Regions from separate parts of the Homo sapiens genome. Here region 1 is linked to region 2. The links are chromatin contacts, found by Hi-C or POLR2A ChIA-PET in ENCODE. All regions are on one chromosome and are shown on one strand. Each heading gives the region's core, a stretch centred on a gene start or an enhancer-like site at or near the end of the contact. The rest is flanking DNA. Distances are from core to core; before and after follow the strand shown.

Region 1 (7,415 bases), core at 1,615-4,114, 71 kb after region 2:
CCTGTCCTGACAAGGGAAGTGTTGCTTGTTTACTTAGCACTTGTGTCTTGTTAATACTGGTGATGGCCATCTGTGGGTATGAAGAGCTAATGGCTGTTAAGTGACAGACGAATCATTTCCACAGAGCATGCATACACGTTCTTTCTTTGGATGGCGTCTACAGTTTGTCCTTGGCAGACCATTGCTATTTTCAGACTTGCTTCCAGTATCCTCTTGTATGTGTTGCCTCACAGTAACTTGTCACTTCACTTAAGCAGAAAGCTCACGGTTCTCTCATTGCTGTACCTCCTGTACTAGCCTCTGAATGCAATGTTTGGGTGACTGCCATTATCACTTCCTTTGGCTTTTGATCACTAAACTTCCATTATCCAGGCATCACTTGTATTTATGAGTAAACTTTTCCTTTTGCACCACCCCCATACTCCAAGTCTTATAGATGAGCCATTTCCTGACAGCTAAGGAGCAATCAACTCCACTGTCCTCCTACATAATAATGAATAATCTTTTCTTGCAGTCAATAAAACAGGCTCCCACGATCATATCCTTTTATGACTTGGGGATGCTGGTGAAAAATCTTGACCAGATATTATTTGATTTGGGAGAATAGAGCAATGTAAATATGGCATTCAATATGCTTTAAAATAATTATCTGGAAGGTGTAACTTTCATGCTAAACATGATTTACACTACAAAGAAAGTAGTCTAGGAGAAATAAACCACGGAACTTGTGGGCATTTTGTAATTGTCTAATCTAGCTCCTTTATTTTATAGTTGTGGATGCTGGGGCCAAGTAGAGTTGACTTTCTCAAGGGCACATAGTCAAGGAGCAGTGGAGATGCTGGAATAGAGTCTTCTGATTCACAGCCTATTACTCTTCATTCTCGGATGTTTTATAACTGATAATATCTTTGAAAATATCTAAATATTTTTGTTTGGGAGGCTACTTGAGATCACTTCCTTTTCACTGATAGGTCAGAGGACACACAAGAAGTCCACTCTTAACATATCAGTAAGTGAGTGATGGATGAAGTGAAGAGGTAAGTGTAGACACCTCCATTTTTAAGTTACATTGTTGGGGAGATGGGAAGAAATGCTTAATGAATTAGCTCTCCGTCTTTAGTCAATCTATCTACTATGATTTATCCAGTAATGCATTGGCCCCCGGAACTTGGTGCTTTTACATCTAGCACATCTCCATATCTTATATTTGAGTAAACTTTTAAATATTTATTAATTGTTATTCTGAGAGTGGAAATATCGTAAGTGTAGAATAAGGAGATTAGGCTCTACTCTAAATTCTATTGTGAACCTGAATCCTAATCATGACAAAGTCACTACTCTTTGCCTCAGTTTCTTCACATGTAAAATTGAGGTGCTGCTTTAAATAGCATCATCTAAAATTCATTTCAGATATTGTGAATGGAAAAGCTACAATCTCTGAATGTTACAACTGTCAGGTCAGTTACCCTCATGGATTTCATACATTTCCCATGCCTGGTTGTTGGCAGAGGGAAAAGAGTGGGAGTGTGGTGTCTGTGTTAGTATTGCCAGCTGATGGGCTTTAAAACAGGAGTAGTATGGTTTGAGTAACAAAAATACCTTCTTAGGATGCCTCACCAAATAATAGAGGGTGCTGAAGAGAGTATCTAAGTAAGAGACCTGGCTATTTCTGGAGGTTTTTCAACTAGACCTACGTTTAATATTTAAAAACATGAAAACTCATGTAATTAACATGTAACTTATTTGTATTAAAATTAGTATGCTGACATGATATTTTCTAAAACTGGGCCACATATGCATGGATTTCCTAAATAATCCTTCAAGAGAATAGAGCAGGAAATGAAGTGATATGCCCATTTGCAGTGTGGTATGGGGCTTCCTGAATGTATAAATGTGGAAGGCAGCAAGGTGGGGTTGGATACCAGTAATGCCAAGAACTTAATTTCAGCATTTCAACCACCGTGTACATCCTCAAAATGCCTTTCACTTTAATTTTGTATAAATACGAATTGGATCCCGGGTTACCTTTTGCTTTAGAGATGAAAAAAATGTATTTACGTTTCCCACACAACTGCTAGGAATTAAAGTAGTGTGAAAACTCCACACAAATAAATAATACATTTAAAACTATTTTTAGAAGAATAATTCAAAAAGACAGTAGTTTTGGGACATAGGCAACAAAAAGTCCCTTTTACCTAGGTTTCTTTGATTCAGAGATTCAGCATACGGATTTATGGAGACAGATTATATCCTCAACAAATTAAAGAATACAGGATATACACTGTTGTCTAATATAATATGAGGAAACTTTAAAATTTATTTCCATGAATTCTATGTTCAATTGGAAATATATGTTCAATTGAGTATCAGTAGAAAAATCTATTGTTTTTACTAATGACTCAGCTGCTTAAATGATCTATTGTATCGGTGGCCAGTGGCAGGAAGGAGGCTCTGTGCAGTATTGTTGTAACCATGACATTAGTGACATCATTTAGCAGAAATAGAATTTGGGACATTTGGAAAACAAAGCAGTGGCCTCTTGGCTCAACTTTGTGAGAACCTAATAAATTCTAAGAAAGTATAATGGACAGTGTTGATTTCTCCATATATATTTAGTGATTTTACATGTATGCACACACACACACCTACATACATAAAGTATTTCATTTAAATTTACCTACTAATGTATGATATTCGCAATGCCGTATAGACTTTGGGAAGAATGTTAATCTTGTATTGCAAAGCCATGCTCTACTTTAAAAGCAATGCCTCCAGATGTACAGCATACTTAACAGGGCCAAGAAAACATGTAACGTTGATTCTGTTCTGAGATACACCTTTGTTAAAAAGAATCCCTTCAGTTTTTCCTGTCTGACTAAAAATGATGAAAGGCAGGGTATCCTGAATGGCTGTGTTAGAACATCGAGGTATTGGAGATCCGTGAAGGAGCATCATCGTTACTATAGAAACAAATGCTGCCCCTGTCATGGACATCCAAAGGACAGACTGAAAAATGAGGAAGGGAAAAGCAATGGGAGGAAGAGGTGCCATGAAATGAGAATAAAGAAACTACACAGGAAGGACTGAATTAAGAAAAGAACAGCCTGAGGCAGAGTGAGGAATCTAGACACAGAAAATTCCCAATGGAAATGTAAAAAACTGGATCACCACTTGTGTGGGTACAAAGAAATGATGACTTTTCTGTTTTTAAAAGTTAAATTTTCTTCTAAAGTATAAGTATGTTTTTGCCTTTGGAACAACTTTTTGTATCCTGAAGTCTCTCTTATGGCACATGTATACATATGTAACAAACCTGCACGTTGTGCACATGTACCCTAAAACTTAAAGTATAATAATAATAAAATTAAAAAAAATTAAATTTGAAAGAAAACAAAATAAGTGAAAGTATTGAAGATTGTGATAGAAAATGTGTTTGAATAATGAGTATTAGAATCTGTGACAAGTCACTCGACCTCACCTTAAAATAGGGAAACTAATAGCAACCTCATGATTATTGGGTCAGTATAGGAGAGAACCAAATTCAAACCCTGCTCCATGGAGTGAACATTTCTATTTTGGGGGAAAGATTAGGGAACGGAATCTGGGAATATAAATTATTCATTTTAGTATTTCAGAATGAAGAGAAAAGAGAAGATTTCTTTTCCTTTATTCCTCTCGCTGAAAAAGAATAATTTGTTCATGTTTGAAGACTGTGAACAGAGGTAGAAAACATTTATTATATATATGTAAATATATAATTAGATGACAGTTTACAAAGTGAATGAATAGATGCTATTAAAATGCTACTTTTGACCTTCAAAAACATCTCAAATAGGGTTGATATTATTTGGTTATTTGCTGATTTGGATAAATTGCCAAGCAGAATTTTATATCAAGAATAGAAGATATAACGTTTTTCTATAACATTTGATATGTTTTCTGGAAATGTTTACTTATAGATTATTATCACTCATGTATTGTGGTAGACAAGGTGATGTAGCATCCAGATACCTCTTAAAAGAAACACTTCCCAGCTCCTGCCTTTTTATCCAAAGTCATACTATTCACTCCTTAGGGCAGCCTACTTTCATAGCTGATGAAGGTTGGGGTATAAAGGTATGGCCATCTTCTGAGGTTCTGTTGGGTTTACCAAGGTGGTGGGGCCTGCATTGAAGCTCAGCTTTTCTTCTGCCAGTCCTGCTTCTTCCTCATCCCTTTCATGTTGTTGAGTCCAACAAGACAGTTCTTAATAAACATCCTGCATGCTAAACTTCAATTCACAGTCTGATTTCTAGAGAATACAACTGGCATCATATACTTTACTATTACAAGTAAAATATCATATGGATAAATATTTTCTATTTGAAATGTCCGTAAAGTTTTACTTTTAAAATCAGTTTTCACATGTATGCATAGCTTCAGATTACCTGTACTATCCTTTAAAAATTCACAAAGAAAGCTAAAAATGCTTGCAAAAATTGTTAGCTCATGTTTTATATGCAGAATCTTAGTGACTAAGGAATTTTAAGAAAATATTTATAATGATAGGGTTTCAGGAGACCCTAGAGATCGCATCAAACCCACTTGTACAGATAACAAAGCTGGAGCCTAGAGGGCTAAGAGGACTCTTTCAAGGCCATGCCAGGGCTTAGAACACAAGAAGTCCTACTACTGCTTTAGCTTTCTGTGTTCAGGGACCGAGTTTTTTTTTTTTTTTGCCTTTCTTCTCTCTTTTCTTTCCTCTTCTGTTTCTTTAACCTAATTTGCTTCCTCATGTTCGTAAGCCACAGCTGTTTCCCAGAACTGTGAAATCCTTTCCGAGAAATGATTAGGAGTGTGATGTGTGTAGGGTGGTATAGAGAGAGCACCTATAACTCCTGTAATTCTGTCAACTTGTAACTGTGCTTAAAATTTATCAAATTAGAGGGTGTTTTCTGAGCCTCATGACACTAGCGGTTTTCCCAGATGAAGTGAATGTTACCCAGGTTTCCTCTGAGAATCCAGAAGGCAGGCTGATGGGCAGCTTCTTCATTTTACATTCGAGACTACACATTTGTACCTTCCTCCCATGAGCACAAAAAAAGTATTCAATATTTCTTAGGCATTAGATGTAATAAAGTGTCATTAGGAGTTTTATAGTGTAGAAAAATGTATTATTTCCGAGCCCATTTTAGTCTTTCTATGTGGGAGACAGTGTATTTACTGCTAAACATGTTCTACAGTATATGGCCTGAATATATTCTGCAGTTATCTCATATCTAAGCAGGTATTTAAGTAGTTGAGATCCATTTATCTTTCCTGAAATGCCTTAATAATATTTTATAACTCATTAGCGTGTACAAAATACTTTTACGTATGTGTATTAAATGTTTGTTGAATAAATTATACATGTTCTTATATTCAGACATTAGAAAAGAAAGTTATGTAATAATCTCACTTAATTTAAGCCTCAATCTATGAAGTAAATATTATCTTCTCCATTTTCCAATAAGAAATCTAAGAATCTGCAAGTTTAAGTTCTGATAACCACTGGCTTACATTTTCTGTTTATCATGTCCCAGACATGTTCTAGGAGCTTTATGTGTATTAACTATTTCTTTGAACAACCCAGCTGAAGTTGGTACCATTATTATCAATGGCATTTTACAGTTGAGTACAATGAAACACAGAGAGATAGAGTAACCTGGCCAAGGTCACACAGTGGGTGAATGTTAGGAATGGGGGCTGGGCGCAGTGGCTTACTCCTGTAATCCCAGCACTTTGGGAGGCTGAGGCGGGCAGGATCACCTGAGGTTAGGAGTTTGAGATCAGCCTGACCAACATGGTGAAACCCCATCTCCACTAAAATACAAAAAATTGGCCGGGGGTGGTGGCGGGTGCCTGTAATCCCAGCTACTTGGGAGGCTGAGGCAGGAGAATTGCTTGAACCCAGGAGGCAGAAGTAACAGTGAGCTGAGATCGTGCCACTGCACTCCAGCCTGGGTGACAAGAAAGAAACTCCATCTCAATTAAAAATAATAATAATAATAAAAGGAATGGGATGCAGCCTAAGTAGGATGACCAACTATCCTGGTTTGCTCAAGACTGAGGAGTTTCCCAGGACACAGGATTTTCAGTGCTCACACCATAACAGTCTCAGGTAAGTGGAACAGTTGGTTGGCCTAAATCCAGGTTGTGTGCTCAAGGACCTACACTTTTAAGCACCTAGCTCTTCTGTTTCTCATGCAGAAGGCGGTGGATCCAGGGTTTGAACCCTCATTGAGTGACTCTGAAGCTTGTGCTTTTATATTTCCATCATGTTGCCGTGATTTGTATTTTAATACAAATATATCACAAAAAGTGATCATAGATTACTAACGTGTAATATGTTTGGATAGGTAATCATATACCAAAGCCTTATACATTTAGTTAGACAGGAACATGCATTCGGATATTTGTCATGATTCTTTTGTAAACAGCTTTATTGGGGGGATAATTGATAGCAAAAAAGCACATATTTTAGGTATACAATTTGGACATATCCATACACCCATGTAACAGTCACTATAACCAAGTTAAAAAACATATTTATCAGCTCCAAAAGTTTTCTCATGCCCCCACCTTTTAGTAAGTTCTAGATATCTGTTCAACATAGTGCCTATATCTTGTGCTCTTTAAAAGTTGTTAGGAGAGTAGATCTCATGCTTTCATTCCTAATTGGCTTCGTCTCATTTGACAATTGGCTGTTTAATTTTTCTTACACTTCAGTTTCTCCCAAAAGCCTATTCCCTATTTTCCATAAGTTACTACAGACTTGTAGTACAGATTGATATTTTATTCTTCCCTTTCCCATAGTTCACTCCTGAATGATATCTTTCTCATGTGTACCCTACTTCAACTTCACTTTCCCTGATGGGTCTGAAATATATGATGTATACATTCAGTATCCACAGATACCTGCCAGTTTCCTCTTCTGTCATGGTTCCTCCTTATCTATAGGCCCTTCCTTCTCAAAGTGTTATTGTTTCCCTAATCCCAACTCCTCACATCTCTTCAGTTTCATGACATCTTCCTATAATATTGTGCCGATAAAACTGCCTTCAGATTGGAGAGAAGGGAGAAATCAGTGTAAACTAGTGTTGTCATGGACACCTTTATAGAGGTGATATTAGTCAAACTGCGTTTTAAAGAGTGCAAATGCGATTTAGATGAGCATCAGTAATATCAAAGTCTTGATTTTACTGATTTAGATTTGAAGGAAGATTACATCTAGGAACTAAGGAATATTAAATTAGTCTTTCTTTTTTATTTCATGAACTTAATCATGAGTGAACTACTAGCTGACTTATGCAATTTCTAGACTCTGTCTTTGAAGGCAGTGTTCTTAAATTGTGGAGGCACATGGTGCTTAATTGTATTGGAGGTTGGCTTTGCAT
Region 2 (6,861 bases), core at 6-2,505:
CTTGTTGCCCAGGCTGGAGTGCAATGGTGCGGTCTCAGCTCACTGCAACGTCCGCCTCCCAGGTTCAAGTGATTCTCCTGCCTCAGCCTCCAGAGTAGTTGGGATTACAGGCGCCCACCAGCACACCCGGGTAATTTTTGTATTTTTAGTAGAGATGGGGTTTCACCATGTTTGCCAGGCTGGTCTCGAACTCCTGATCTCAGGTGATCCACCCGCCTTGGCCTCCTAAAGTACTGGGATTACCAGTATGAGACACTGCTCCTGGGTGCACTACCATTTAATTTTAAATTTTCACTTATTAGTTCACTTGAATTGCCCTGAAGAATACTTGGTCCGAACATTTACATCTATGGATAAGGCACTGAGAAACAGAAAGCCTGAAGGAATTTCTCAAGGATGATGAAGAACCTGGCTTAGGTTTGATCTCAAAACACAGACTCCTTATAAATAATTCACTCACTTAGGTCATTCTCCTCCATGATTGCTCTTCAGTTTACCAGAGGTTTAATTTGTTTCCCCAAGTATTTTCACATGCAGATTCTTTATATATTACTGTATTTTTGTGCTTAGTAATCTTAATAAAAATATCAAGAGTACTGTTTAGGAAATATGTTATCTATGGCAAAATAGTTCTTAATTATAATGTAGTGTTTTTGGACAGTATAAATGATAGCTTAGAATTGAAAAGAGAATTACTATGCTTACCATAAATCTCCTTGACAACAAGTTCAATGTTTTGAATACTGAATCATTTAGAATTTTATGCAGATTTATAGGTCTCTCACCTTGGCATCTCATTCCTTTTTTATACATCTGGGATTTTAACAGATGTATAAAATCTGTTATAATTATTACTGCTTTATTTATCCCCATAATTGTTACTGCTTTAACAAATATTTTTGGCCGTCCAACTCATTTGTATTTGAAATGTTTGCCTAGTTTTTACTATCATCATCATCATCCATCATCTTCATCTTTCTTCAATATTTATTGAGCTTTGAAAAACTGTGAAAATCAACTTCAAAGAACATCTTGATTACTTTACTGAAATGAAGGTCCTTATTGGAACCCTCACTCCAGAAAAAAAGAAGTGATTCACAGATTCTGGGTCTTCTTTCTAAGGGATATATAATGTCAGTTAGGCAGTTACCATCCCCCAAACTGCTTGCTTCTCATTTTGTAATGAAAAGAAAGCTCTCTCAGCATATAGTATTCTGTACAGATTGCCTTCCTGCCTTTGGCGGAGCTCCTGTTTCTCTGTGAATCATTCCTTGGTACACAGTGTTACCATTGTGTTATCTGAAAGAGCGAATCCTGCTGGGTGGTGGTGCCGCTACTCCATTGGGAAGGTCACAAGTTCATGTCTGCTTTGCCTTCTGTCTAGTGAAATGTGTTCCCACTAAGGAATAGAGAATTGCAATATTTTTCTGCTTATGGAAGGTCAGGCGTTCAGTGGTACCCTAGCAGTGTTGGCTAAAAGGCCATCAATAGTGGCAAATTCAAGGCAAGGCTTAATCTTGCCTGTTGTCTATCATTCCACATGTTTTTTTACACCTCTTCTCAGTGGCTGAAAAATGAATTTGCTTAAGGACTTGGTTGAAGTGACTGAGGATGAAGCAGGAGGCCCTTAATGGGACCCTGGAGTGAAAGCGCTTGCAGTTTAACTAAGTGGTCTTTATTGATTAAGCAGGCATTTATTGAACATCAGCTCTATGCCAGACACTGCTTTAGGTGCTGGAGTTACTGAGGTAAATGAAACACCAAAGGTCTCTGTTGTTTCAGGGCTTTTATTCTAGTGGAGGTGTCAGGCAATAGCAATGGCAGAGAGTGAGTGACAGAAGCTGTTAGGAGATTAAAGCTGAGGAAGGTACGAGAAAGGGCAGGGCTGTTGTTTTACATCAGGTCATTAGGGACAGACTTTCTGAGGAGAAGACGTATGAACAGAAGAGAACCATAGAAAGATCTAGAGAGAGAGCTTTCCAGAAAGAGGTAAAAGCAAACAGATCCTGAAGTGAGTGTGAGTCGCCATGAGACGGGTGCCACAAATTCAACATTTGTTTGAAATAAGAATATTTTGTTGATAATGATTATACACATCTATATAAAATACATTTGAAAACACGACATTATGCACAAAAAACCATCACCACTTTTAAAAATATGTGTATATAATGAAGGTATAAAATAATATTTTCTGTCATAAATTTTTCCCCAGTAGAGCCATCATAGGGTTAAAACAATATGTTTTATACATAATGTACTGTAACTGCTTTTTTAACAACTGAAAATGTACAGAAAAATGGTGTTTTGACTGTCTATCTTTAGTCTTCAGCTGTTGCTGTCACGATTCAGAAATTTGGATCTCTGCCTTAAGAAGCACATTTTCTTAGCTATAAAAAAATCTGATGGAATCTACAACTGTAATCATAGGCTGTGACTTTAGAATATAAATCACTTGTTATAAAAGGGGGGTGTTGGTGTTTCTTTTCTTTTCATTTGATTCTCATTTGTGTTCTCAATATGCTTTACTTTGAGTTTGTTCGTATTTGGATGAAGATAAAATTTTCCTTGGCTTCAGTGTGTGGCAAGCAGTGCCCATTTATTTTAATAGATACTGTACCAACTAAATCCCAATATGTGTCAGGAAATTCAGAAAACTGAACCCAGAAATGATGCTAGACACAGATAGAAAGGAGGACTTCAAAAATTCCTACATGTTACTTTGGTGATTGGTGTGAAGGAGTACTTTATAGTATCTTCTAAAAGTACAGTTACTTTCAGAAAAATGAGAAAAATTTAAAAAGATTAAAAAACACAGTATCATTAGAATTTGGTCTCTTGCCTCTAAATTTTCTAAATTACCAAAAATAAAATAAAAGAAATTTATTGGCTATAGATAATATAGCACAAATTGGATAATTTTAAATCTCAGACATGTAAAATCAGTACAGATTTCACACCAAAACACTATTTGTAGCAATAGTAGCCATGAGAATTAAGTATCTGACCTGGGAGGCCCCAAAATATCAATCTCAGGTGTGTCCGTTAGAAGGTAAAAAATCTGGAAATAGAATCCTGAGATGATATTTCTACCTATAATACTTAAGGTAAAGAAAAGGAGGTACATAAGAAACGTTTCTAGATTTTAACACAAGAGACAAATAAATTCTTTTTGACATGAAAGACAAATAAATTTTGAGTTGCAAATGAGTGAACATGCCAAGGTACGTTAAACTAATATACTTTCTTCCAAAACTGGCTTAAGATTGGTAAAAGTGCATTCAGGCGAAATTATTTTTAAAAATTACTCATTAATAAAATTTTGCTAATTTTTGTTGCTTATTCAAATTGCTTTGTGTTGTCCTGAAATATGAAATTATGGAGAAACAATTCTAGTTTCAGGATACAACTTAATTGGAGTTAATAGGTTTTTAATACAGTGTGTTGTATTTATGTGTATATAAATATGGCGTATTCATGTTTCCTTTTTTTTTTTTTTGCAATAAAGTATAGTGGATTAAAGCCTAAGTTTTGAAGTCAGATGTTTTTGGGTTCCAATACTTACCAACTGGTTGACCTTGGGTAATTCATCTAATGTTTCTGTAATTCAGTTTCTTTATCCGTAAAGTGTAGATTATACAGTTCAAAGGGGGTATTATAAGGTTAAATGTGATAATGTGATGATAATGTATATAAAATTAACTAGTACATAGCAAACTCTCAATAAATAATGGTTATTATCTCTTAGTTCCCAGTGGTTCTCTCTTTCTCTTTCTGCCTTCCCCCCAAGAAAGGGCTGGAACTGATTCTTTTCTCATAGCCCTTAGAAAGAACTAACTCAGCTGATGCCTTCATTTTTGGACGTCTAGCTCCCAGAACTGTGAGACAATAAATTTCTGTTGATTAAGCCACCCAGACTGTGGTATTACCAAGAAGTACTAAGGTAGTGCTGTAAAAATACTTTAAAATGTGGAATTTGGAATTTGGTTGGCAGAGACTGGAAGAGATTTGAAGTGCTTGGTAGGAAAGGTCTAGATTGCCTCCAGGAGACTATTGTTAGACTTATGAATGTTAAAGATGTTTCTGATGAAGTTTCAGACAGAAATAAGGAACATCTTCTTGGAAACTGGAGGAACGGTGATCCTTATTATAAAATAGAAAAGAACGTGGCCTACTTGTGTTCTAGTTTCTTTGTGAAAAATAGAACTTATAGGTGATGAACTTGGATATTTAGCTGAGGAGCTTTCTAAGCAAAGGGTCGCAAACACATCCTGGTTTCTCCTTACTGTTTATAGTAAACTGTGAAGGGACAGACTACATTGAAGAAGGAGTTGTTAAGCAAAACGTAACCAGAGTGTGAAGACTGGAAAAATTCTCAGCCTATCTACATTGCAAGAAATGAGAAAACGTGTTCTGGAGAGAGCATCAAAAGTGTGACTAGACAATCATTTGCTACAAAGAGAAGCATGTGACTCATTAATCCAATCAACCATCTCAGCAAAAGACAGGAATAGATATGTGATCATCCAGGAAACATCTGTGAAAGACCCTCTTGTCTGGTGGTTTGGAACCCTGTGAATTGCACAGGAGGCCAACAAGATTTTTGAGAGTTTTCTATCAGCAGAAACACTACAAACTCTGACTGAAGGTGACAGAACTGGGATGAAGTGAAGGAAAATGGTCAGACTTCTGGGATTCTACAAGCAGGAAATGGGTTGATTGAACTATCTGGCTGGTTGATAATGCAGATAGTTTTTAAGAAAAGAGAAGAATGATCCAGAAGGTAGTTTAGAGGCCAGCAGAGCTGCTTCTGTCATCATTGGTCCAGAGAGCACAAGCCTGGCAACACTGGGGCCATCGCCTCATTGGTTCCAGAAAAATAGGACCACCTCCTTGGTTTCAGAGGGCAGGTCTGGCCACTAATGCTCAGGTTCTAGAAAACTGGTGCCACCCCATTCATGGGCCCAAAGGACAGAACACTGAGCCAAAGAGGATTATTCTCAAGCCTCAACATCTAATGGAATTTTTCGTGCTAGGTTTTGGACTTATGATCTCTTTCTTCCTTTTGGAATAGGAATGTTTGTCCTGTGCCTGTCCCACCATTGTATTTTCAAATCAGATAACTCATTGTCTGGATTTATAGGTTTCCAGATGGAGAAGAACTTTGCCGCAGGATGAATCATACTTCAAGTTTCACCCATAATCGATTTGGATGATTTAAATGAGATTTGAGGCTCAGAGTTGATGCTGGAACAATTAAGACTTTTGGAGGTGTTGTGATGGGGTGAATGTATTTTGCATATGACAGACAACGACATGAATTTTTGGGGTCAGAGGATGGACGTTTATGGGTTTGTGTCCTCCCCAAATCATATGTTGAAATTCTAACCCCCAGTACCTCAGAAAGTGACCTATTTTGGAGAAAAGATCTTTACAGAGATTATAAAGTTAAAATAAGGTCATTAAGGTGGGTCCTAAGCCAACATGACTGGTATCTTTATTAAAAACGGTAATTGCAACATTGAGACAGCATAAAGGGAAAGCCATGTGAAGAGGCATAGGGAGAAGGCAGCCATCTATAAGCCACGGAGAAAGGCCTGCAACATATTCTTCCCTCACAACCCTCAGAGGAGCCGATTCTGCTGACACCTTGATTTTGGAAGTCTAGCTTCCAGAACAGTGAGACAATACATTTCTGTTATTTAAACCACCCACTCATTTGTACTTTGTTATGGAAGCCCTAATAACGTAATATATACTATTGTGTATGTCAGAGGTTCAGACTGTATTATCAAAAAGGATCTAATTTATATTGTATAAGGATAGTTGAACGAGTATAGTTATTTAGGATGGAAGAGAAAAGTATTAAAGAAAATATCTTTGCAGGGCTATATATGACCCAGGAATCCTACATTTGGGTATTTTCCATAGAGGAATGACAGCTTATATTCACACAAAAACCTGTACACGGATGTTTACAGAAGCTCTATTTATAATTGAGCTCAAAACTAGAAACAGCCCAATTGTCCTTCAGTGGGCAAATAAGTAAACAAACTGGTAGAGACTTACAATGGAATGCTATTTGGCAATAAAAATTAATGAACTATTAATAAATGTACATCTTAGCTAAACTTCAAGGACATTGTGCTGAATAAAAACTTGATCTTAGCAGTTTAAACGCTATATGATTCCATTTATATGATATGATTGAAAAGACAAATCAGTGATGGAGAACAGATCACAGATTGCCAGGGATTAGTGGTGGCAGGAAGGATGTGACTATAAAGGTGTAGCAGAGAAAGTTTTCTGAGGGTGACACAACTATTCTATATCCTGAACATATTGGTAATTGCAAGAATATCTATGTGTGTCAACTTTCATAGAACCCTACACCAAAAAAGGTGAATTTTATTTCGTGATAAATTAAAAAGTAAAACAAAAGAGACAAAAATAGTAACCAGGGAAGCTTTCAAAAAATATATGTTCTTGTTCAAGACCAGCATGGCCAACATGGCGAAATCCCATCTCTAATAAAAATAGAAAAATTAGCCAGGCGTGGTGGTGGGCGCATGTAGTCCCAGCTATTCAGACGGCTGAGGCAGGATAATTGCTTAAACCTGAGAGGTGGAGGTTGCAGTGAGCCGAGATGGTGCCACTGCACTTCCAGCCTGGGTGACAGAGTGAGATTCCATCTCAAAAACAAACAAACAAACAAAATATATATATGTTATCTTTAAAAGTCTTTGCTAAAACTCTCAGCATGCTTACATATCAAATGTCTCAAGCCTTTGATTTTACATATGTAATATTGCAGTGTTTTGATTATATGAAATATTATATTGAAGTAAATTTGATTAACTC

The links. A loop is a pair of places that touch in the nucleus more often than their neighbours do. ChIA-PET counts read pairs that join two places held with the same protein, here RNA polymerase II (POLR2A). Pooled maps may share reads with other maps.
Region 1: a loop to region 2 is called in a map of transverse colon, with 4 times the contacts of the local background. The contact joins the promoter of PDE4B-AS1 here to the enhancer-like site in region 2. A Hi-C loop is called at or near these places in 4 of 168 maps with a recorded cell type or tissue (dorsolateral prefrontal cortex, endothelial cell of hepatic sinusoid, head of caudate nucleus and 1 more) and 3 of 50 pooled maps. POLR2A ChIA-PET finds 5 or more read pairs at or near these places in 1 of 52 experiments (activated CD4-positive, alpha-beta T cell).

What each region holds. Positions count from the first base shown.
Region 1 is chr1:66,047,854-66,055,268 of GRCh38, forward strand. It overlaps PDE4B-AS1 (PDE4B antisense RNA 1), which reads right to left and starts at 2,865. Exons shown (of 3, transcript NR_123718.1): 1 at 2,678-2,865. All of the region lies in intron 3 of PDE4B (phosphodiesterase 4B), which reads left to right.
Region 2 is chr1:65,978,061-65,984,921 of GRCh38, forward strand. The region is part of intron 3 of PDE4B (phosphodiesterase 4B); the gene reads left to right. Among named protein-coding and RNA genes, the nearest start is that of PDE4B-AS1, 69 kb to the right of the region's middle. Within about 2 kb of position 1,256, at least 3 of the 41 ENCODE cell types and tissues checked have a DNase peak (open chromatin) inside an H3K27ac peak, as active enhancers do; they include dorsolateral prefrontal cortex, where a contact is called at or near this core.